Linked DNA regions of Homo sapiens: region 2 is linked to region 1. Evidence: read pairs that join two places in POLR2A ChIA-PET (ENCODE). Cell type or tissue: CD4-positive, alpha-beta T cell. All regions are shown on one strand. Each heading gives the region's core, and the rest is flanking DNA. Links, peaks and the distances in the headings are about the cores only. Region 1 has its middle 35 kb from the start of MIR6080. Region 2 overlaps PECAM1 (platelet and endothelial cell adhesion molecule 1).

The links. Peaks named below come from ENCODE experiments on the same cell type or tissue, not always from the same donor. Only the 100,000 strongest peaks of a DNase experiment are listed, where the experiment ranks them.
Region 2: POLR2A ChIA-PET joins it to region 1 with 5 read pairs; 3 of 35 experiments call an interaction of 5 or more read pairs at or near these places.

Annotation. Positions count from the first base shown.
Region 1 is chr17:64,740,332-64,751,772 of GRCh38, forward strand. It overlaps the pseudogene MICOS10P2, the pseudogene ARHGAP27P1-BPTFP1-KPNA2P3, the pseudogene KPNA2P3 and the pseudogene LOC101929240. Among named protein-coding and RNA genes, the nearest start is that of MIR6080, 35 kb to the right of the region's middle. In CD4-positive, alpha-beta T cell, for the core only: no CTCF peak of the experiment used is centred there; no DNase peak of the experiment used is centred there.
Region 2 is chr17:64,344,004-64,355,444 of GRCh38, forward strand. PECAM1 (platelet and endothelial cell adhesion molecule 1) reads right to left here. Exons shown (of 16, transcript NM_000442.5): 9 at 10,930-11,037; 10 at 9,488-9,515; 11 at 8,387-8,460; 12 at 6,377-6,430; 13 at 4,257-4,319. Among named protein-coding and RNA genes, the nearest start is that of PECAM1, 41 kb to the right of the region's middle. In CD4-positive, alpha-beta T cell, for the core only: no CTCF peak of the experiment used is centred there; a DNase peak (open chromatin) is centred at 6,148; H3K27ac peaks cover 361 bases.

The sequences.
Region 1 (11,441 bases), core at 5,542-8,041:
TTGGGAGGCTAAGGTGGGCAGATCATCTGAGGCCAGGAGTTCAAGACCAGCCTGGCCAACATGGAGAAACCCCATCTCTACTAAAAATACAAAAATTAGCCAGACGTGGTAGCAGGTGCCTGTAATCCCAGCTACTCAGGAGGCTGAGGCAGGAGAATCGCTTGAACCCACGAGGTGGAGGTTGCAGTGAGCTGAGACCATGCCATTGCACTCCAGCGTGGGCAACAAGAGTGAAACTCCATCTCAAAAAAAAAAAAAATGTCTCCAGATTTTTGTCAAATGTCATCTTGGGGGGCAATATCTCCCTCGATTGAGAACCACTGCTTTAGGTAAAAGCAAAATCTTAGGCTGGGCGCAATGGCTCACACCTGTAATCCCAGTACTTTGGGAGGCTGAAGCGGGTGGATCATTTGAGGTCAGGAGTTCGAGACCAGCCAGACCAACATGGTGAAACCCTGACTCTACTAAAAATACAAAATTAGCTGGGTGTGGTGGCGCACGCCTGTAATCCCAGCAACTTGGGAGGCTGAGGCAGGAGAATCACTTGAACCTGGGAGGTGGAGGTTGCAGTGAGCTGAGATCGCACCATTGCACCCAGCTTGGGCATCAAAAGTGAAACTCCATCTCAAAACAAAGCAAAATCTTAGACTTTTGGGGCTATTGCCTGAAATCTTGGACAAAGGCCTAACTGACCCAGTTAAAATACTGAGTTAAAATCTGAGCCCCACTGTTAGACTAAAGCAAACCAAGGAGGCAATGAATTACGTGTTGCCTAACTTGCTTCTCCCTTGCAGTTTCAATTGCGTTAGGCAGCCAGCTTCCCTTCCTCTCCACTGTTTGAATTGTTGCTGTGCCGGGCAAAAACTGTGGCTGGTCCACCTCAGAGCTGGCCTCATTTCAATAACAGCCGGGAGGACTGGCATGGGGCTTTCCAAGCTTAATTAGCTCATGTTTGTAAAGTTCTTAGGAAGCTCAGGCCAGCATGCTATGGGAAGTCCAAGTTACTAGGATTCTCGCCACACTTAAAAAAAGAACATTCCCACATAAAAAGGCTGGTAGAGGCAGAAAAGAGTGCCTCAGAGCATGTGTGTGAATAGCAAAGGGTCCTTCTGAACCACATTTGAGACCGTAAAGAAAGAGGGTAATGCATTCCAACTTTCAGGCCCTCCTCCTATTCTCTAGAGCAGGAAATTATTTAAAGTATTTCCTGAACAGCTGAAGTATGTTAGAAACCTGCTAGCATCCTCCACAGAATCTCCAGGAAATGGACACCAAAGAATTTCTTTGCAACAAGAAACTATTTGAGCTCTACTGGCCATTTCTACCTGAACAGGTTGGATACTCTCAGCCTGGGACCTAGAGAATACAATCTTCTTAGATCATTTTTATGTCAAACTTAGCATCCTACAGCAAGAACACACACTGGAAGAGAATTCCTCTTGTGTATGCACATATATATGAAGAATTCTCTTCTAGCATATGTATATATATATATATAGAGAGAGAGAGAGTATATATACACATATATTAGTATACATCAAGAGAGACGGAGACAGAAAGAATGAAGAACTTTCTTTGTTAGGTAATTTAGCAATGTCAGTAATAGCTTGCTAGTTAGTTATTCCCGCTCAATCTTCGGGTGGGGCAAGAATGAGGTCAGCCTCTTCTGTTTTAGGCAGAATTCTAGAACATGTAACAAAAGGAAACTGCTTGGCTCCATCCCACCTCTAGAGATTTGTTCTCTCCAAGGCCTGCCTATAAATCTCCCAGGGTGGGGTTCCAGAAGCATGGTGCCCCGGCAAGCCAAGTTTGAACCTCCCAAGCAAATCAGCATTGGAATGTTGGTGGTGTCACAGGATCAAGAGCCATCTGGAAGCCAGCTGTGACTTGGGCTGATTCCCATGGTTTCCTATGAGAAGGGCAAGTATGATCACTACAGCAGAAATACCAAAGAAAAATGGCAATTGTTACCTCTGGAGCAAAGAACAAGGCCTAGAGCAGAGCCAGTTCCTAAAGAGAATGACAGATCTGATAATGCTGGTGAAGGCCAGGCAAGTTCTGTGCTTCCTAACCAGTTAGAAGCCTTTCCTCCGGCGGCGGCAGAGCTCGGATCCAGAGTTTGGGAAGTGTGGGACTTGCCTCTCTGAGACCTGGCTGTCAGCAGGAGGATGAGGAGCCAAACATGTCCCATTGTTACCACCCACCCTCTGGGGCTTGCAGGGAAACTGAACTCCTGGCCAAACGAGAAATATAAACCCTTGCCATCTTCTCTTTCCGAGGACAAAGGCACCACAGATTTTTAGTGTGTTTCATCATGCTTTTGGAATGAATGTCAACCAAATGCCATCTTTTAGGGACAGTGGCAAAAACGCCTGTCCAACTGGAGTTCTTTAGTCAATGGCAGTTACAGTCACTGATCTGAGGTCTTAAACTACCTATTAGGCTCAGGGAGTGACATTAAAAAAAAAACAGCAGCCGGGCGCGGTGGCTCATGCCTGTAATCCCAGCACTTTGGGAGGCTGCAGTGGGTGGATCACAAGGTCAGGAGTTCGAGACCAGCCTGGCCAACATTGTGAAACCCCATCTCTAAAAATACAAAAATTAGCTCGACCCGGTGGTGCATGCCTGTAATCCCAGCTACTCAGGAGGCTGAGGCAGGAGAATAACTTGAACCTGGGAGGTGGAGTTTCCAATGAGCCAAGATTGCGCCATTGCCCTCCAGCCTGGGCAACAAGAGCAAGACTCCGTCAAAAAAAAAAAAAGAAAAGAAAAGAAAAAAGCAAAAAGCATATTTACAAATGTGTAGAAAATAGGCTGGGCGTGGTGGCTCACATCTGTAATCCCAGCACTTTGGGAGGCCGAGGTAGGTGGATCACCTGAGGTCAGGAGTTCAAGACCAGCCTGGCCAATATGGTGAAACTCCATCTTTACTAAAAATACAAAAATTAGCTGGGCATGGTGGCGGGTACCTGTAATCCTAGCTACTCGGGAGGCTGAGGTGGGAGAATTGCTTGAACCTGGGAGACGGAGGTTGCAGTGAGCCAAGATTTCGCCACTGCACTCCAGCCTGGGCGACAGAGTGAGACTTTGTCTCAAAAGAAACAAAAAAAGAAAAACAAAACAAGAAAAAGAAAAGAAATGGAAAGGAACTACACCTGAAACTCATAATATTTTGAAGGTAGCTCTGCCTTTGAGGGCCTAATTTTCCCCAGGCTGTGATCCCCTTTCTTTGAAAAGCACCCACATGTATTTAACAGTAAACTGTGCATACAGTTTCAGAGGTTCAGGAGCCCCATAACCTATCTTGGATCTCAGGTTACACAGGTTAAGAATTCTTATTCAGGCCAAAATATAAAATCCAATGGTAGAATTTTAGGTTATTATTTTAATTGTTTTAGGTTATTATTTTAATCTTTGTGGTATTCTGTTTTTCAAATTTTCTAAAATAAGTATTATTTCTGTAACTACCAAAAATACATTTTAAAGAATTACCAGAAAGAAAAGAAAGAGAAAAGGAAGAAAAAAAGAGAAAGGAAGGAAGGAAGGAGAGAGGAAGGGAGGGAGGGAGGGAGGAGAGAGAGAGAGGGAGAGAAAAAAGAGAGTGAGAGAGAGAAAGAAGGAAGCGAAGGAAGGAAGGAGAGAGGAAGGGAGGGAGGGAGGGAGGAGAGAGAGAGAGGGAGAGAAAAAAGAAAGAGAGAGAGAAAGAAGGAAAGGAAGGAAGGAAGGAAGGAAGAAAGAAAGAAAGAAAGAAAGAAAGAAAGAAAGAAAGAAAGAAAAAGAAAGAAAGGAAGGAAAATGAATTAGCTTTGTGTTCCCTAAGTTAATCTTTGCTGAGTGGTTGAGACGTTGGTTGAAAGAATGGGCAAGAACAGAGTAGGGTGACAGTCATTGGTCACTTACAACTTTAGTCTAAGCCAAAGGGTTGAAAAAGACCATCTTGGCTGGGCGTGGTGGCTCATGCCTGTAATCCCAGCACTTTGGGAGGCCCAGGTGGGTGGATCACTTGAGGTCAGGAGTTTGAGACCAGCCTGACCAACATAGAGAAACCCGGTCTCTACTAAAAATACAAAATTAGCCTGGTGTGGTGGCGCATGCCTGAAATCCTGGCTACTTGGGAGGCTGAGGCAGGAGAATCTCCTGAACCTGGGAGGCGGAGGTTGCAATGAGCCAAGATCATGCCATTACACCCCAGCCTGGGCAACAAGAGTGGAACTCTGTCTCAAAAAAAAAAAAAAAAAGAAAGAAAAAGACCACCTCATTTATACACAGTTTTCTACATTTCTCCTATATTTCAATAGTTTTGCTTTTAAAATATGTATTTTTTGCAGCCACAATCAGGAGATGCCTTCTGGGTATCATACCTTGACCATTAATTTTAATTTTGAATTGATTTAAAGTTTTCTTATTCATCCAATCTTTCCTCATATTCCCTTGTTTTTATGGATAAGCTTCCAATATTTCTGCCTAAACTTGTTCAAGTTCTAAACATGAGTTTCTTCATAGTAGAAAATATGGCTTTGTGGTGGCTGTCTCAACAGTCAAGTGTTTGCTCATTCAAGAAACTTCATTAACACTAGTATTAGGGCCCTATCAGGTATTGATACTGACAAGCTTCCATCACCAAGTTGGACTTGGGTGGTTCAGTCCTGTTCTCATGGCCAATGAGAAGTTAGGTGAGGAGGTGCTCCAATTAGTCTGTCCAATAGAATTAAGAGAAAGGGAACCAGTGGGCACAAGAAGACAGCTGGACCTCTCACTGGGATACTGCAAAGGCTAACAGCCAGTCTAGGAACTTAGTCACAGTGGGCTCTCCTTGAGCCAGTTCCACTGTTCAGAGAGCTATGCCAAGCCCGTAAAAGACCTAAAGGCTGACAAAACATCTGACTTTTCAGTAGAATCCCATCATTAAGTATGTAAACAATCCAGTATGGTCATCTTATGTTGATGTGTATCTGATTGATAAGGGGAAAAAAAAGAAGAGTAATAATCAACTTAGACTAGAAGGTAAAATATATCAAAACAAGAGTCTATGTAAGAACAAACAGAAATCTTTGGTGTTAAAAGGTTGGAGGCAGCCAGGTGCAGTGGCTCATTCCTGCAAATCCCAGCACTTTGGGAAGCTGAGGCAGGAGGATAGCTTGAGGCCAGGAATTTGAGACCAGCCTGGGCAACACAGCGAAACTTTGTTTCTTCAGTTATTACAGCTATTCCCAACAACAAAAAGTTTGGAATAGCCGTAATACTCATCTAGGATATTTCTATTATGTAGGAATTAGTATCTATACTTTTCTTATGCCAGCACTGAGCTGCCCCATCAAAAGGTCTTTCACTGACATAATAAAGAGGCAGGATTTGAATTCAGACAGATCTGGCTCTTAAATACCAGTCCACTTCACTGCACCATGCTACCTCCCACAACTAGGATGGGAAAAGACATTTACGATTGTGAAAAGCCTGGAACGCACGAACTGATCAGTTTAAGAGGGTTCGATGCATACACCTCCCACACAGTGTTATGAAACTGTCCCAAATATTTAGGAAGAACTGAGCGTTCACAGACACTAGAATTAGCTTTCAAACTATGCCAACATGTCGTTTAACATGCAAGTGCTCAAAATTAAATTGCACTTCTGCCCTCAGAAAACCCTAGTTGATAGCTTGGGTGTTTCTTATCATCTTTATTAGCTGGGGTTATGAAACTTAAATGGGTGATGTTGCTAAAACACTTTTCTCTAACACTTTCCCATGGGGAGTTAGAGGCAGGCTGCATGATTTGGCCGGGTTTTGTTCATCACAAATTAGGTCAACATCCCAATCCCAAAAGAAATCACCATTAGTGAAATGACATGTTTCAAGGGCTTTCCAAAATCAGTCCACCGGGTTTTGGCAAGCTCCAGCAAGGGTGGAGAGGGGTAAGGGGCAGCCAGGCCTTAATGGCCTTCTGAAGTTGGGTCCTGTATCTGACAAGGTTTCCAATGGCTCCTATGAACAAAACTGACTTTGCTCTTACTGCTTTTATGCAATTAAAGAGGCCAAATGCTGAAATAAAAATCTCACTTAACAATGAGGATTTACAGTAATGAAAAAATTATCCCGAGTTTTTTCTTCAGTGATGATGCAGTGACAGAAAGATTGAGGATGAGAGGGGAAAAAATCAACATTAGGAAACAGAATGTTGATTTCCTTTGTCCTAAAAATGCAATATAGCAATGAAAGAATCAATACTTTATTAAATGTTTAACACTGATGTCCAATCTTTTAAAGTTACCCTTTTAAGATTATTTCAACAAGCAAAATAAGTCTTAGCAGTTTTTACTTTGATAATTGCCAAATGATATTAGGAATATTACCTTTCCTCCCTTGCTTACAACAAAAACAAATACAAAAATGAAAGTTATAGGTAAAGATATATAATTTATCAAAGTGTTTTTTTGTTGTTGTTTTTTTTGTTTTTTTGAGACGGAGTCTTGCTCTTGTCACCCAGGCTGAAGTGCAGTGGCACAATCTCGGCTCAGTGCAACATCCAACTCCTGCCACCACGCCCAGTTAATTTTTTGTATTTTTAGTAGAGACAGGGTTTTGCCATATTGGGCAGGCTGGTCTTGAACTCCTGACCTCAGATGATCTGCCTGCCTCAGCCTCCCAAAGTGCTGGGATTACAAGCGTGAGCCACCGTGCCCAGCCTATCAAAGACTTTTTTTCCCCTATTTTTGTTTAATTTATTTAAGACCACCTCCCTACAATTTCCAGAGAAAAAATACAAAACAAGAAACAGACTTGGTTTCAAATACATAACCAGGTGCTGGAGTTTAAAGCATTACTGATAACATTGTTACAGAAGAATGGCAGCTTACTGCAGGACACTTCAGTATTCCTGAGGAATAAACATGATTTCTCTTGTCCTCCCACTGGGACGTTCTCAGGTGAAGTCACTGCTCCTGCTCTTTGACATATTTTCCATGTAGAAGATATGGAGCCTGGAAATCATGCTGACAGTTGGAGTAAGCCATTCCTAATCCCATGCCAGAACTGAAGGCTAATGGCCACATTCTTCTTTTAAAGAAGTGAGAAAACAATTCCTAATCCAAAACCAGTACCTGTCTTCACCACCGCATCTGCCAGGCACTGGTCCCACTTCCTGCTGAGCTCCAATTCCAACATGTTCCCCACCCATGCCTCTAGCTCTCCTCTCCGCCAGCCCCTGCACTCTTTAACACTACCAAAGTCTTAAATGACATTTCAAACTGCTAGATGGCCGGGCACAGTGGCTCACACCTGTAATCCCAGCACTTTGGGAGGCCAAGCTGGGTAGATCACTTGAGGTCAGGAGTTCGAGATCAGCCTGGCCAACATGGCTAAACCCCATCTCTAATAAAAATACAAAAATTAGTCTGGTGTGGTGGTGGGCACTTGTAATCCCCGTTATTCGGGAGGCTGAGGCAGGAGAATTGCTTAAGCCGGGAGGTGGAGGTTGCAGTGAGCCGAGATTGCGCCACTGCACTCCAGCCTGGGAGACAGAGTGAGATTCCGTCTCAAAAAAATAAAAATAAAAATTAGCCAAGTGTGGTGGCGGGAGCCTGTAGTCCTAGCTACTCGGGAGGCTGAGGCAGGAGAATCTCTTGAGCCCGGGAGGCAGAGGTTGTGGTGAGCCAAGATCGCGCCACTGAACTCCATCCAGCCTGGGCAACAAGAGCGAGACTCCATCTCCAAAAAAAAAAAAAAAAAAAAAAAAAGCTTTCAAACTGCTAGGAAACTAAAAATGTTGGTACATTAATAAATCACTAGCAGTTTAGACATTAACACTGCAAGAGGGAGAAGTTGGTGGCTACACAATGTTTTTATCGTGACTTTTACAAATCAAGCTGGTTATAAAGTCATTCTGTCATTCTCAAAGATATTAAGTTACCCACAGATAAATTAAATAAAAATCTCCCAATGCCTCTACGGATCTAACCACTCCAAGGAAACTAGCATGTTAAGCATTTTATCTAAGATATGAAAAAAAAAACTTTTTTGGAAACCAGCTATCTCCTGTTCATTACCTCACTATTGAGTCATGCTTCCTTTAACAAATCCAGACCTTACGCTTTCTATCCTGTCTTTTACACTAGTCTTTCTGAAGCCATTAAAACTCTCCCATGTTAAAGCAAAAATCTAGGATGTCCAGGTTTACTTCCCCATCACCTTTTCTCAAGCTGAAGACTTTTGGATTCAGTATCCAAGAAGGGACTCGAGTTGGGGAGAGGAAGAGAGGAGCAAGTAAGTAGGAAAGGAAGGGCAGTCTGTACTGTTAATGTCTCTTCCCCCTCCCCTTTATGGGAGCCTTTGTACAGGAAAAGCTGAGAAAGTGATCCACGGTTCCAAACAAAATGCTCTATGCTTACGAGGACCACGTGTAACACAGGGGTTTAGTGTTCCATTTTATTTTTTGTTGTTGTTTGTGTGTGTGTGTGTTTGAGACAGTCTTGCTCTGTCGCCCAGGCTGGAGTGAAATGGCGCAATCTCAGTTCACTGCAACCTCCGCCGCCCAGGTTCAAGTTATTCTTCTGCCTCAGCCTCCCAAGTAGCTTACAGGCGCCCACTAGCGCATCCGGCTAATTTTTGTTTTTTGTGTTTTTTTTTAAGTAGAGACGGGGTTTCACCATGTTGGCCAGGCTGGTCTCAAACTCCTGACCTCGAGTGATCTGCCTGCCTCGGCCTCCCAAAGTGCTGGGATCTGGCCAAGATGGTGAAACCCCGTCTCTACTAAAAATACAAAAATGAGTCGGGCGTGGTGGCAGGCGCCTGTAATCCCAGCTACTTGGGAGGCTGAGGCAGAGAATCGCTTAAACCTGGGAGGCAGAGGTTGCAGTGAGCTGAGATCGTGCCACTGCACTCCAGCCTGGGTGACAGAGCGAGACTCCATCTCAAAAAGAATAGTGGTGATCAATCTATATTGTACAAGAGCCCTTGGGAATTACATTTTTAAAAAAGACACAAGGTGGACCCTCATGCCCCTCATCAACGAAACAGAACTGGGTACATTCCCAGGTGAGGCCCACGTGCAGCCATGATTTTACCTTGGAATCCCATTCAGCCTTGAAGTTTGGGAGGAATGAATTCCACTTGTAGCTCCAGGAGAGATTTATGATTAAATTTACAGTGTTTAGCGCATCTCCCTGGCCAAGGAGACTTAAGGAGACACTGGCTGAGGGTTTCTGGAAAATTTTATTCATTCTTCTGTAAAAACTGCAGCCAGGACTACCTCTGGTTAATCCCATCAGTTTGGACGGGTTACCTTTCACTAGCAACATTAAAGACCCCAAATTAGAAAGCAACACATAGGCATGGTGAAGTCAAGAAAAGGGTGGACTTGAATGTTTATTTACAGGATGCTGCAAGATAGGAAATTCCACATAGAAATTAGAAACCTAGTCAGAGGACAAGCTTCATACAGTATGTACAGTTGGAACTGTTCAAGTATAGTTTCAGTGTAAAAAGTGCTACAATAACAAACCACATTTAAGAAAGAGTTCTTAGTAGAGAAACAATAAGACAAAATACCAAACATAGTACACAACAAATTTATGCCTCAGCTACATGATCTAAAAGTTAAAGGTCCCAGGAGCCCCATCCTGAACTTGGAAAGTGTAGCCTTCAGAGGTAGTTTCTGGCACAACGTTTTGATCTTCCTCTTCCTGGAAATATATTAAAAAATAAGTATAAAAATAATAAGTATTCCAAGCAGCAGCCTACCTGAAGTCTGTATTTAATCTCTAGGTCTTGATCTGCATATTACACCTTTAATCCTGTATGGTATTGTAGTATCTGACATAGGGGAGGGAGGGTCTCTGAAACTTTGCCAATTCATAAGTGCTAGCTACTACAGTAACAGAAACAGGCCGAGATTTTTTTTCTTCCCCAACCGTCACTTTTCAATAGGAAAAGACTGTATTAGGCCCAGAGCATGGTGGTGGGTTTGGCCTACTTCTCTATCACCTCCTACAATGACACCCGTTAACTTACCCTCAAGATATTCTAAGATTCTCAAGGCTGTTCATTTGAAACTAATCTGGTGACTTTTAAAATCTCACCTCAACGCCAAGACCAAGGTGCGAGGGCTTATTGAGATCATCTCCAATGCAGCAGGGTACGAGAATATCCCCATCCAGCACCATGAAGAAAACTTCCTGAGGCAGTTGGCTCAGAAGGTCCCTGACAAGCTGAATAACCCTAAGTTCAATGATCCGCACATCAAGACCAACCTGCTCCTGCAGGCTCACCTGTCCCGCATGCAGCTGAGTGCTGAGTTGCAGTCAGATACGGAGGAAATCCTTAGTAAGGCAGTCCGGCTCGTCCAGGCCTGCGTGGATGTCCTCTCCAGCAATGGGTGGCTCAGCTCTGCTCTGGCAGCTATGGAATTGGCCCAGATGGTCACCCAAGCCATGTGGTCCAAGGACTCATACCTGAAGCAGCTGCCACACTTCATCTCTGAGCATATCAAACGTTGCACAGACAAGGGAGTGAAGAGTGTTTTCGACATCATGGAGATGGAGGATGAAGAACGGAACACAATTCTTCAGCTGACTGACAGCCAGATTACAGATGTGGCTCGCTTTTGTAACTGCTACCCTAATATCGAACTATCTTAGGAGGTGGTGGATAAGGACAGCATCCGCAGTGGCGGGCCAGCGGTGGTGCTGGTGCAGCTGGAGCGAGAGGAGGAAGTCACAGGCCCTGTCATTGCGCCTCTCTTCCCGCAGAAACGTGAAGAGGGCTGGTGGGTGGTGATTGGAGACACCAAGTCCAATAGCCTCATCTCCATCAAGAGGCTGATCCTGCAGCAGAAGGCCAAGGTGAAGTTGGACTTTGTGGCTCCAGCCACTGGTGCCCACAACTACACTCTATACTTCATGAGTGATGCTTACATGGGATGTGACCAGGAGTACAAATTCAGCATGGATGTGAAAGAAGCCGAGACGGACAGTGATTCAGATTGAGTCCTGAGGCATTTACTCTTGGGTAAAGGAGAGTTGAGCCTGAATTAGGAATGTGTATATTGTAGGGATCCTGGTGGTTATGGGGACCACGTCTGTGGGCCTGAGGTCTGGCCAGCCAGGGCTGGTGCTGTCCCTGCCCACATCCACTTCCTTTTCCCTTGTTCACACTCTGGATCCAGTGACAGCAGGTGTCACGGGTCAAGCATAAATCATATATAGCATGTTCAGGCATGTTACTGGTAGTTCCTTTTGAGTCTGACATTCTAATAAAATAATTTGTAGAAACCAAAGCTAAATAAATAAATAAATAGATTTTATTACCATCAAGCCAAACATCAGAGGGGCAATAAGTACATTACGTCCTATGCACACTGATATTTTACTATATTTAACAAAGATATGAGGCTCATTTTTAAAAGTATGAGGGAAAAAAGGGCTCATGGCCTTGGCTTTACATTTTTC
Region 2 (11,441 bases), core at 4,742-7,241, 400 kb before region 1:
GCTCCAGGCTGCGAGGCAGACAGGTGCACAAACAACGCAGACACTGCAACAAATGCTATCAAACACCATATACCAGGCGCATGGTGGGGTGGTCACGGCCAGCTCACCCTCCGACCCAGGCCCACAGTGGGGGCTGGGGCAGGTGAGGAATAAATGGAGGGAGAGGGCTTGGTGTTTGGGCCTGGGGGTTTCTGCTTCTTGGTGGAGCTTCTAGAGTTGCAGCTGCCCCCAAATCTGCCCAGTTAAGTGATGGGTGGGCAGGCAGAGTTGCAGCTCATCACTACCTCTCCTCCCCACCCACTCCACGGCAGCAGCTGCTTGCTAATGAGTAAACCAGGCTGGCAGGCTCTTTGTCTCTGCTGTCAGGGATGTTTCCGGATGGGGCTTTATTTTGGCTTCTGTTTTTCTCTGTGTTAACAGAGAAGGAGATGGCTTCAACGTCATGGGGTTTTCCCAGCAATTAGTCTCAGAGCAAACATGCAGCAAACCAGGATTTACTGAGTTCCTTCCTGCCCCTCCTCCACCCCAAGTGACCACTTGGTCGGCTGCCACTAGGGTCAGAGCTGGATGTGGTTCCCAACCCCTCCTCCATAGGAGGAGGAAGTCTTGAGAGCAGGGAACTGGCTTGGTCAAGACCAGGTCAAATGTACTCACCACTGGCCTTGTACCCACAAAGCCCCTTTTCGTACCTGGTAATACCTGGCTCTCCACCCACAGGAAGGCAGAGAGGGAACACCTGAGGCTCAGGCCTGACTTCCCACACTGCTCCTTAGCTGCCAAGGAGGAGGACGGGTCTAGAAAACTCAAATTGAATTCCCAAAAAGCTCTCCATTGCCCCCAAGTGACCCTCTTTACGGGTCTACCTGGACCTCTGCAGCCCACACAGCTTTTGTGCAAATGGGGAAAGAGGGACCAGTTAGGTGATGGCATCCCTGCAGCTGCACAGCTTGGCAAGGAGGGCACATGCTGACCGCCTCTGCTTCACCCAATCCTGGAGGGTCTCGATACCTCCTTATTTTTAAATTTTTTGTAGAAATAAGTTCTTGCTTTGTTGCCCAGGCTGGTCTTGAATGCCTGGGCTCAAGTGATCCTCTCGCCTCTGCCTCCCAAAGTGCTGGGATTACAATACCTCCTTCTTGTCCCTTCAACCCTTCCCCACCTTTGAGCAAGAAAAAGAAAACCAGGGCCGGGCGCAGTGGCTCATGCTTGTAATCCCAGCACTTTGGGAGGCTGAGGTGGGCAGATCACTGAAGGTTAGGTGATCCCTGAAGGTTAGGAGGGCTTTGCTGCAGTGTGTTCCTGGCTGCCTCTCAGGCTGTCCCTCCACAAGGGAGGGTCTGTATGTGCTTGTGCTGCCTGCGTAGGGCCTTAATCACAATTTGTTATCTCAACGAGTCAATCACTCTACAATGAAATAAAGAGGAAGAGGCCAGGCCTGGTGGTTCACACCTGTAATCCCGGCACTTTGGGTGGTCAAGGCGGGTGGATCACCTGAGGTCAGGAGTTGGAGACCAGCCTGGCCAACATGGTGAAACCCTGTCTCTACTAAAAATACAAAAATTAGCCGGGGATGGTGGTGGGCGCCTGTAACCCCAGCTACTCAGGAGGCTGAGGCAGGAGAATAGCTTGAACCCGGGAAGCAGAGGAAGCAGTGTGCCGAAACTGTGCCATTGCATTCCAGCCTGGGCAACAAGAGCAAGACTGTCATAAAAAAAAAAAAAAAAAAAAAATGAGGAAGAGAGCTTCAGGCCTGCCGCGTTCCCCACCCCTCTCAGGTCCAGTCTAGACTTGGAAGTGAGTTGTGCAGATTGGGCAGTACACAACCCCCGGGGGCCATTCTGTTGGTAGGCTATGGGAATGTGCCCCAGTGGTGCAGCACACAGCCCAGCGGCTCTACGGGGCATCCCTGTAAGGAAAGTTCTGTGCATACAGCTGCTGACACTCAGCCCAGGCTCAAAAAGAGAAGACAAGGAGAAGTCCAAGACTCCTCCCAGATCATGGAGCAAGGGGTGATTTCAGGACCCCATTGCCATGTGGTCTGGCTAGTGGCTGGCACGGCCTGGAAAACTGCACGCATTCAGCCTGCACAGTCAGGAAAACTACCCCAGGCCTGCCTGGCTAGGTGGATGCAGCCTGGGGTTAGCCTCAGAGGAAGGGAGACAGATGGCAATGATCCCAGGGAGCTTCCCAGCTGGGCAGGAAGGTTCTGAGACTGCTTCCTTTGAGCGTGCAGGAGCCACTGTTTCCTTTGAGCATGCAGGAGTGTGCAGTGACCCCCGGGGACTGTGTACTGCCCAATCTGGGTTCGCAAAGGAGGAGGACAGTTAGGAGATGCATTTTTAATTTTTTTTTAGACGGAGTCTTGCTCTGCCACCCAGGCTGGAGAGCAGTGGCTTGATCCTGGCTCACTGCAACCTCTGCCTCCCGGGTTCAAGCGATTCTTCTGCCTCAGCCTCCCCAGTAGATGGATTACAGGCATGCGCCACCACGCCCAGCTAATTTTTGTATTTTTAGTAGAGACAGGGTTTCACCATGTTGGCCAGGCTGGTCTCGAACTCCTGGCCTCAAGTGATCCACCTGCCTTGGCCTCCCAAAGTACTAGGTTTACAAGTGTGAGCCACCGTGCCTGGCCAGGAGATGCATGTTTTTTATGGTGCCCAAAACAAACGAGATTGATGTTCTAGCATTTTCTATGGAGCAGCCCACTCTGCATCCATTTCCCCAGCATAGAACCAGAGACAGGGACTTCCAGGCCAGCCTGCCCTTGAGAGAACCACATACACAAAAACAAAACCCAAGGTGTAAAATCAGTGCCACTGCTCACACGGACAGGGATCTTGTGCTTTCAAAAGCCTTTACCTAAGTGTCCCTCTAAATGGCAAAGCACTCGATATCTTGAAACATGCATTTGATTGACACACATTCAGTCTGCACAAGCAACTTTAGGAACACACTGGGTTTGGCAGGGGGTCTACCTCTGGAAGGGACAAATTGCTCAGTACTTCCTAATTCCCTGGCACTTAGTAAGTGCTCAATAAATCTTACCTATTATTAGTAGTATCATAACTAATAATTATCAAAAATGGCCAGGTGTGGTGGCTTCGCCTGTAATCCCAGCACTTTGGGAGACAAAAGTGGGCAGATTGCTTGAGCCCGGGAATTTGAGACCAGCCAGGGCAACATGGCGAAACCCTGTCTCTATTTTTCTTTAATTAATTTTTAAAATTATTGAGGCCGAGTGTGGTGGCTCACACCTGTAATCCCAGCACTTTGGGAGGCTGAGGGGGGTGGATCTTTTGAAGTCAGAAGTTCGAGTTCACGCTGGCCAACATGGTGAAATCCCATCTCTACTAAAAATACAAAAAAAAAATAAATAAATTAGCCGGCTGTGGCGGTGCATGCCTGTAATCCCAGCTACTCGGGAGGCTGAGGCAGGAGAATCGCTTTAACCCGGAGGCAGAGGTTGCAGTGAGCTGAGATCTCGCAACTGCACTCCAGCCTGGGCACAGAGTGAGACTCCGTCTCAACAAAGAAAAAAAAAATATATATATATATATAAAATAAAAAATATATAAATAATATAAATATAAAAATATTATATATAAAATATATAAAAATAAAAAATAAAAATATATAAAATATTATAAAATATATATTATACACAAAGAAAACATATATATTATATATGTATTTATATTTATATATTATATATATTATATATTTTATATATATATATATATTTTTTGAGATGGAGTCTCACTCTGTCACCCAGGCTGGAATGCAGTGGCGCAATCTCAGCTCACTGCCACCTCTGCCTTCCGGGTTCAAGTGATTCTCCTGCCTCAGCCTCCTGAGTAGCTGGGATTACAGGTGTGCGCCACCAGAGCCGGCTAATTTTTGTATTTTTAGTAGAGATGGGGTTTTATCATGTTGGTCAGGCTGGTCTCGAACTCCTGATCTCAGGTGATCCACCCGCCTTGGCCTCCCAAAGTGCTAGGATTACAGGTGTGAGCCACAGTGCCTGGCCTTTTCTTTTTTTCTTTTAAATTATTGAAATTTTACAGCTCAGAGACAGGGCCAGGGCCAGGGGCCTTTGCTCCTTCCAGTCTTAGCAGGCCGGTAGGTCTGCTAATCACTTCCTTTGGAGCGACTGAGGGTGCACAGACTCTTCTCACTGAACACAGCACCCCCGCCACCACTGGGGTTTAAACCCAAGCCAAAGGCAATGCCTGGGGACTCACTCGAGTGGCACTTACCTTTGTGAGACTCAGCTGAGGACACTTGAACTTCCGTGTACTGCACGTCTGAGTTCAGAGGCTCTGCTCAAAGAAACCACAGCAGCTTGTTGTTTAGGTGGAATCTCTTGTGGGCACCTCAGATCATAGAAGTAGAGACTTTCTTTTCTTTTTTTTTTTTTTTTTTGAGACAGAGTCTCACTCTTTCACCCAGGCTGGAGTGCAGTGGTGTGATCTCAGCTCACTGCAACCTCCACCTCCCGGGTTCAAGTGATTCTCCTGCCTAAGCCTCCTGAGTAGCTGGGATTACAGGTGTGCACCACCATGCCCAGCTAATTTTTGTATTTTTAGTAGAGACGGGGTTAATTTTTGTATTTTTAGTAGAGACAGGGTTTCACCATATTGGCCAGGCTGGTTTTGAACTCCTGACCTCAAGCGATCCGCCCACCTCAGCCTCCCAAAGTGCTGGGATTACAGGCATAAGCCACTGCCCCCGGCTAGATTTTCATTCAGGTTATTAAAGTATTCTGTATTTTGAGGGGGCAGCCAGACACAGGCTTAATTCCATTCGGGATGAGGAAGGGAGTACGAACCCCGCACTGGTCCCAGAGGCAGATACAGGGCCTCGGGGCCCATGGTTTCCTCCCTGACTCCTCTGTTACCAGGATGTGGAGGGACCCTCTGGCCTAGGTCCCTGTTTCTACAGTGGGGGGACTTGGAACAGGTCAGTAGAGACAGAAAACAGCCCAGTATCAGCCCCAGCAGTTCTCCCAATTCAGTCTCACTCAAGATGCTGGAAGCCTTCTCCACAGCCACAGGCAAACAAAGCTACCTCCAAGACTGAGAGGATTTCGGGAAATGGGGAACAGGGGTCACTACCCTAAAAATACTTGGAGAGTGTGAGGCATACACGTGAATGAAATCACTCAGGGTACTAAGGTGAAAGCTAGAAAAGTAGTTTGTCTTCAAGTCAAAAATAACATTACTGTTTTGTTTTTAAAGCCCTAAAGAATAGGGATTCTCATCAGCTACCAAAACAATGATTCTGCAGTCAAAGATACATTTCAGGCTGGGTGTGGTGGCTCATGCCTGTAATCCCAGCACTTCGGGAGGCTGAGGCGGGCAGATCACCTGAGGTCAGGAGTTCGAGATCAGTCTGGCCAACATGGTAAAAATCCACCAATACTAAAAATACAAAAATTAGCTGGGCATGGTGGCACACACCTGTAATCCCAGCTACTTGGGAGGCTGAGGCACGAGAATGGCTTGAACCCGAGAGGCGGAGGCTGCAGTGAGCCAAGATTGTGCCACCGTACTCCAGCTTGGGTGACAGAGTAAGACTCTGTATCAAAAAAAAAAAAAAAAGAGCCAGGCGCAGTGGCTCGCGCCTGTAATTCTAGCATTTTGGGAGGCCAAGGTGGGCAGATAACAAGGTCAGGAGTTTGAGACCAGCCTGGCCAACACAGTGAAACCCTGTCTCTAGTAAAAATACAAAAATTAGCCGGGCGTGGTGGCAGGCGCCTGTAGTCCCAGTTACTTGGGAGGCTGAGGCAGGAGAATTGCTTGAACCCGGGAGGTGGAGGTTGCAGTGAGCCGAGATCGCACCACTGCACTCCAGCCTGGCTGACAGAGCGAGACTCTTGTCTCAAGAAAAAAACAAAAAAAAGAAAGAAAGGAAGAGACCTTAACAGAATCCTTTCTCTTTGTTAGGAGCCTTAGCTCCCATGGCAGCAGCCCAGAGCGAAAGGAATTTTGAAAAATGATTTAGTCCAATCCCTCAGTGCTTCAGGCAGAAGAGAGCAATTTATTGTCCATTGTCTTTAAAAATCACCACCTCAATGCTCAAGAAAAAAGAGGTCCCACTGCCTTACCCAGTAGCTCATTATGAGTCAGGAAGTTGTTTTTTGAGTATAACCCAGTTCTTCCCTACTTTGATTTAGGTGACTTTCCCACTGAGGACACTAGATAGCATCTCTGGTGAAAGCAGCTAGCTACCTTCATTGACACATCGGCTGGGTACAGGGTCATTAAGAGAGGTGGGAAATTATCCACAGTCCTTCAAGTTTTAGTTTTCTTTTCCTATGAGTCTTTTTTTTAATGTAAAAGTTGGTTCTAATAAAAACATGTAATTAGATAATTACCTTTATTATCATTTATTGGTTTCATTGCATGGTTTCTGACATCGTCATTGTGACCTAGTTGAAAAATAACAATTAGGGTGAGTGACAAGGGAAATTCTAGTTTTCTAAAACCTTTTAAAAATTCAGTACCCCTAACAAAGTCAAGCCTGATTTATTCAGTGTAGTGACAACCAGCACTGTCTCTGGGTCCTGGGTCCCCTCGTTGGCCCTCCTGTGGGCTCCATTTGACCTGCTGTGTAGTCTTTTTCTTTTTTTCTTTCTTTCTTTTTTTTTTTTTTTTGAGGCAATGTCTTGCTCTGTCACCCAGGCTGGAGTGCAGTGGTGCGATCCCGGCTCACTGCAGCCTCCTCCTCCCAGATTCCAGCGATTCTCCTAGTCTCGCTTTGTTGCACAGGCTGGTCTCCAACTCCTGGCCTCAAGTGATCCTCCCACCTCAGCCTCCCAAAGAGCTGGGATTATAGGCATGAACTACCATGCCTGGCCTGAATATAGTTTCTTTCTTTCTTTCTTTTTTGAGATGGAGTTTCGCTCTTGTTGCTCAGGCTGGAGTGCAATGTTGAGATCTCAGGTCACTGCAACCTCCACCTCCCAGGTTCAAGGGATTCTCCTGCCTCAGCCTGCTGAGTAGCTGGGATTATAAACATGTACCACCATGCCCAGCTAATTTTTTGTATTTTTAGTAGAAACAGGGTTACACCATGTTGGCCAGGGTGGTTTTGAACTGCTGACCTCAAGTGATCCACCTACCTCGGCCTCCCAAAGTGTTGAGATTACAGGCGTGAGCCACCGCGCCCAGCCTAGAATATAGTTTCTTAAACAATATATTTGCTCGTTTCTATTTACTGACACATTACTTTTATTACTACAAATATTTTATTTTCCTTTTTTAAAGTTTATGATTCAGTACTATATGAATTACTCAATTCTTAAAACATATTTCTCAAGCAAAATATGTCTCTGTAAAAAGTATATCCTAAAAATTTCTTATTTTGTGAGACATTTATAGAATTAGAAAAGAACATGAGCATTCTATGACCAAACCTGCTGATAAAGCAAGAAAAGTGGCTGGGCTCAGGGGCTCACACCTGTAATCCCAGCACTTTGGGAGGCCAAGGCAGAAGGATTTCTTAAGCCCAGGAGTCTGAAACCAGCATTGGTAGAGTGCCATCTCTACAAAAAATAAAAATTAGCTGGGCATGGTGGCACATGCCTGTGATCCCAGCTACTCAGGAGGCTGAGATGGGAGGATCACCTGAGCCTGGGAGGTAGAGGCTGCAGTGAGCTGAGATTGCACCACTGCACTCCAGCCTGGGAAGACCCTGTCTAAAAAAAAAAGAAAGAAAGAAAAGAGGAAGAGTGTTCCAAATTTGGTCTGGGACAGGACTTTTTGTGATGTAATTATAGCCCCCTCTGGGAAGTAAGTAGCATCCCTGCTGAAATGCTTGAGCAATTTTCTTACTAACCTGGGATTAAGAACTCCTAGGACTGGCTACTCATTCAGCTGAGCTGACCCTGAAGCTACTGATGAGCCTTATGAATAGATATTTCTTAGTTGGAACACTTTATTTATGCCTTTACTGAGAGAATATTGAAATTGCATTCCCTTTGTGGCAAATTTGAAGTAAAACTGTCTTGTGCTTGTAATAATTCCATCTGAGAAGATGTTTTACCAATGTTTTCATTCAATACCTGGTCTCTGTCTTGAAAATGGAGAATTATAATATTACGCTGGAGCAATGTTCAAAGTCTTTGAAGGCATTATGATTATTCTCCATATTTCTTCTACGGGGAGTTTGGAAGGTGGCAAAGTTAGAATAAAATATGTTACCTTTCCTTTTACGTTTCCGTATATTACATGGCCCAGTGGCTGATGAGATGAAGTACCCTGTTGAAGCCAGGGTTTCTCTTCCAACTGTAATCCCACCACTTACATATTCTGCTTCTGAGAGGGCTAAGGAAGTATGTAGCAAGTTGGGGGAAATTAGAAATGGCAGGAGAACATGACTTTACCGTAATGACTGTTAGCTTCCATATTGGGATCTGACATTTTCTCGTTGTTGGAGTTCAGAAGTGGTACTGCTGGCCTTAAAATGAAATATAAAAACAGAAAACAATATATAGATATATTTGTTGTTGTTATTGTTCTAACCCCAAACCACCAAAGTAAACAAGGGAAGATCATGAGAAAACCAGGAAGAGTTTTCCAAGGTAAGGAAAACTTTACTCTCTCATTTGGAAAACAAATATTTTTTGGCAGCTCCAAGGATTATGTAAAAAAACTTTTTTTTTTTTTTAGACAGAGTCTCGCTCTGTCACCCAGGCTGGAGTGCAGCAGTGCAATCTCGGATCACTGCAGCCTCCGCCTCCTGGGTTCAAGCGATTCTCGTGCCTCAGCCTCCCGAGTAGCTGGGATTACAGGCATGCACCACCACGCCCGGCTAATTTTTGTGTTTTTAGTAGAGATGGGGTTTCGCTGGCTAGGCTGGTCTTGAACTCCTGACCTCAGGTGATCTGCCTGCCTCAGCCTCCCAAAGTGCTGGGATTACAGGTGCGAGCCACCATGCTTGGCGGTGATAAAACTTTTTCCTATTAAAATAAACATCAGGACCAAAGCACACATGAATACCAGGAGTCCTTCACAGGCTACTACCAAGCCCCTGAAATTCTTATCCCACGCTACTGTTTCTCTCTGGAACAGAGCAATCATTTCTATACTTTTGGATTTGGGATTTCAACAACAGTAAAGGTAGTAAAACCATTTTTTAAAGGCCAACTCTATTTTGTCAAATTTTAAAAAATTTATCTACTACCATTATAATTTCATAAAGAAAGGGAGATTTCACAAATAATCATGTAGGAAGGACATGATCTCAGAATAAAAGCCATTCCTTCCCATGAAAGGACAATTGGCATTCTTCCACGGAGGTACACACACACACACACACACACACACACACACACAACTCACACACACAACTCACACCCAAGGAAGGCCTATATTTTTCTAAGTTTGCCAAGAGCCACTGAAAACTTCCTAATGACCAGAATCTCCCTCCAGACATGTCCACCGTGCTCACAGAGCAGCCGCCCCCTTCTTACAAATACACTCACCTGGACATTTCCACTGGCATCTGCTTGGCTTTAAAACAGAAAACGAAAAACCAAAGTCAGTATACAGTACCCACATCCATACCACTATAATGGCCAAAACGCCAATGGCTTTTGCACTAACCTAATAGATAGAAAACACTTTTCTTTTCTTTTTGTTTTACTCCTAGTAAGCTGTGAAGGAACACTCTTTTCAGCTACGTTTGACTTCCCAGAAGATTGAATACCCAGAAAAAGAGAGAAAAAGAAGCCAAATATATTCACTCTTTTACAAAAGACAGAAAAGAAAGAGGTATTCTCTTGGTCTTATACCAAGATATTTCCCCAGAAACATGATATCTTGACTATTTTAGCCAGAAGTGATTTTTGTTAGTGAAATATGATGGAAAAAGAGACAATGATATGGGAACCAGATTAGCCAGATAAGCAGGCAGCTCTCTTCCTCTCTCTCTCTTTTTTTTTTTTTTTTTGAGACAGAGTCTTGCTCTGTTGCCCAGGCTGGAGTGCAGTGATGTGATCTGGGCTCACTGTAACCTCTGCCTCCCAGGTTCAAGTGATTCTCCTGCCTCAGCCTCCTGAGTAGCTGCAATTACAGGCACCCATCACCACGTCTGGCCAATTTTTTGTATTTTTAGTAGAGATGGGGGTTTCACCATGTTGTCCCGGCTAGTCTTGAACTCCTGACCTCAAGTGATCTGCCTGCCTTGGCCTCCCAAAGTGCTGGAATTACAGGTGTGAGCCACCGTGCCTGACCACTCTCTTTGATTCCAGATAATTACAAAAAGTAAAGGCGAAATCAATCCCTGCGTTTGTAACTCGAAGCTGGCCTAAGATCAACGCCAGGGTGTGCTCTATCTTCCTTGATGGGTGGCAGCTTTCCTGACAAAAACCAGGGCCCCTCCTCACCCCATCTTCCCCTCCCATCCTGGGCAGCAGCACCAGAGGCTCCAAAAGAACCTACCTTATCCCACAAAAAAATTTTTGCAGGATTTACTGATGCTCTGCCCTTTTCCTTGAGTCTTGGACAGCTGACTCTGATTCCTGGTTATCAGCAGGTGGTCCTGGCTGCTCAGCCGGGCTTACTTAGCTAACCCCAAGCATAGGGTAGAAGTCACAGCACAACCACCAGGTTAATTACAAAGCATTCAATGTGTGTGTGCAACATGTGGGTGTTATGCGCATGTTTGTGTGTCTCCAAGACACTTGCACCCCACTCTACACGCATTACAGGACTAGGTGTGGACAAATCTACAGAAATGGCTTCTTCTAACCACACAAAGATGCAATTTCCCCCCAAATTTATCTTTTCTGGTTTGCCCAATGAGGAAAATAATAGCTTTCATTTTTGCCTAGCTGAATCCAGGGGTCAGAAAAGCACCACGCATCCCTGGCTGGTTTCCTGGCAAGGACGACCAGTCAGTATGGAAGGAAAGAACTATGCTCACCCTTGGCTTTCCTCAGAAAATAACATTTGGCCGCAATGATCAAGAGAGCAATGATCACTCCGATGATAACCACTGCAATAAGTCCTTTCTTCCATGGGGCAAGAATGACTGAAAACAAAACAAAACAAAAAATTTTTTTTGTATATAGGCTCTTCCTCTGCCAGGAAGAAATAATATCAGGCTTAAGCAACAAAAGTCAGTCTGATTCTCACAGCTCTTGTAACTGGCAGCTTGCCTTAGCATCCATCTACCTCTGAGGGGTTCTGCACTCAGAGCTGGTGCAGAAATGATTGTTTCTGCTACAAATAGAGGTCAGCTGTGGTCCTCAAGGAGGGAACAAACCAGCTTTGCTGGGGTAGACTCTTTTCTTTTTCTTTCTTTTTTGAAACAGGGTCTCACTCTGTCACCCAGGCTAGAGGCTGATGACAGCTCACTGCAGCCTCAACTTCCTGGGCTTGAGCAATCCTTCCACCTCAGCCTCCCGAGTAGCTGGGACTACAGGAGCACACCAC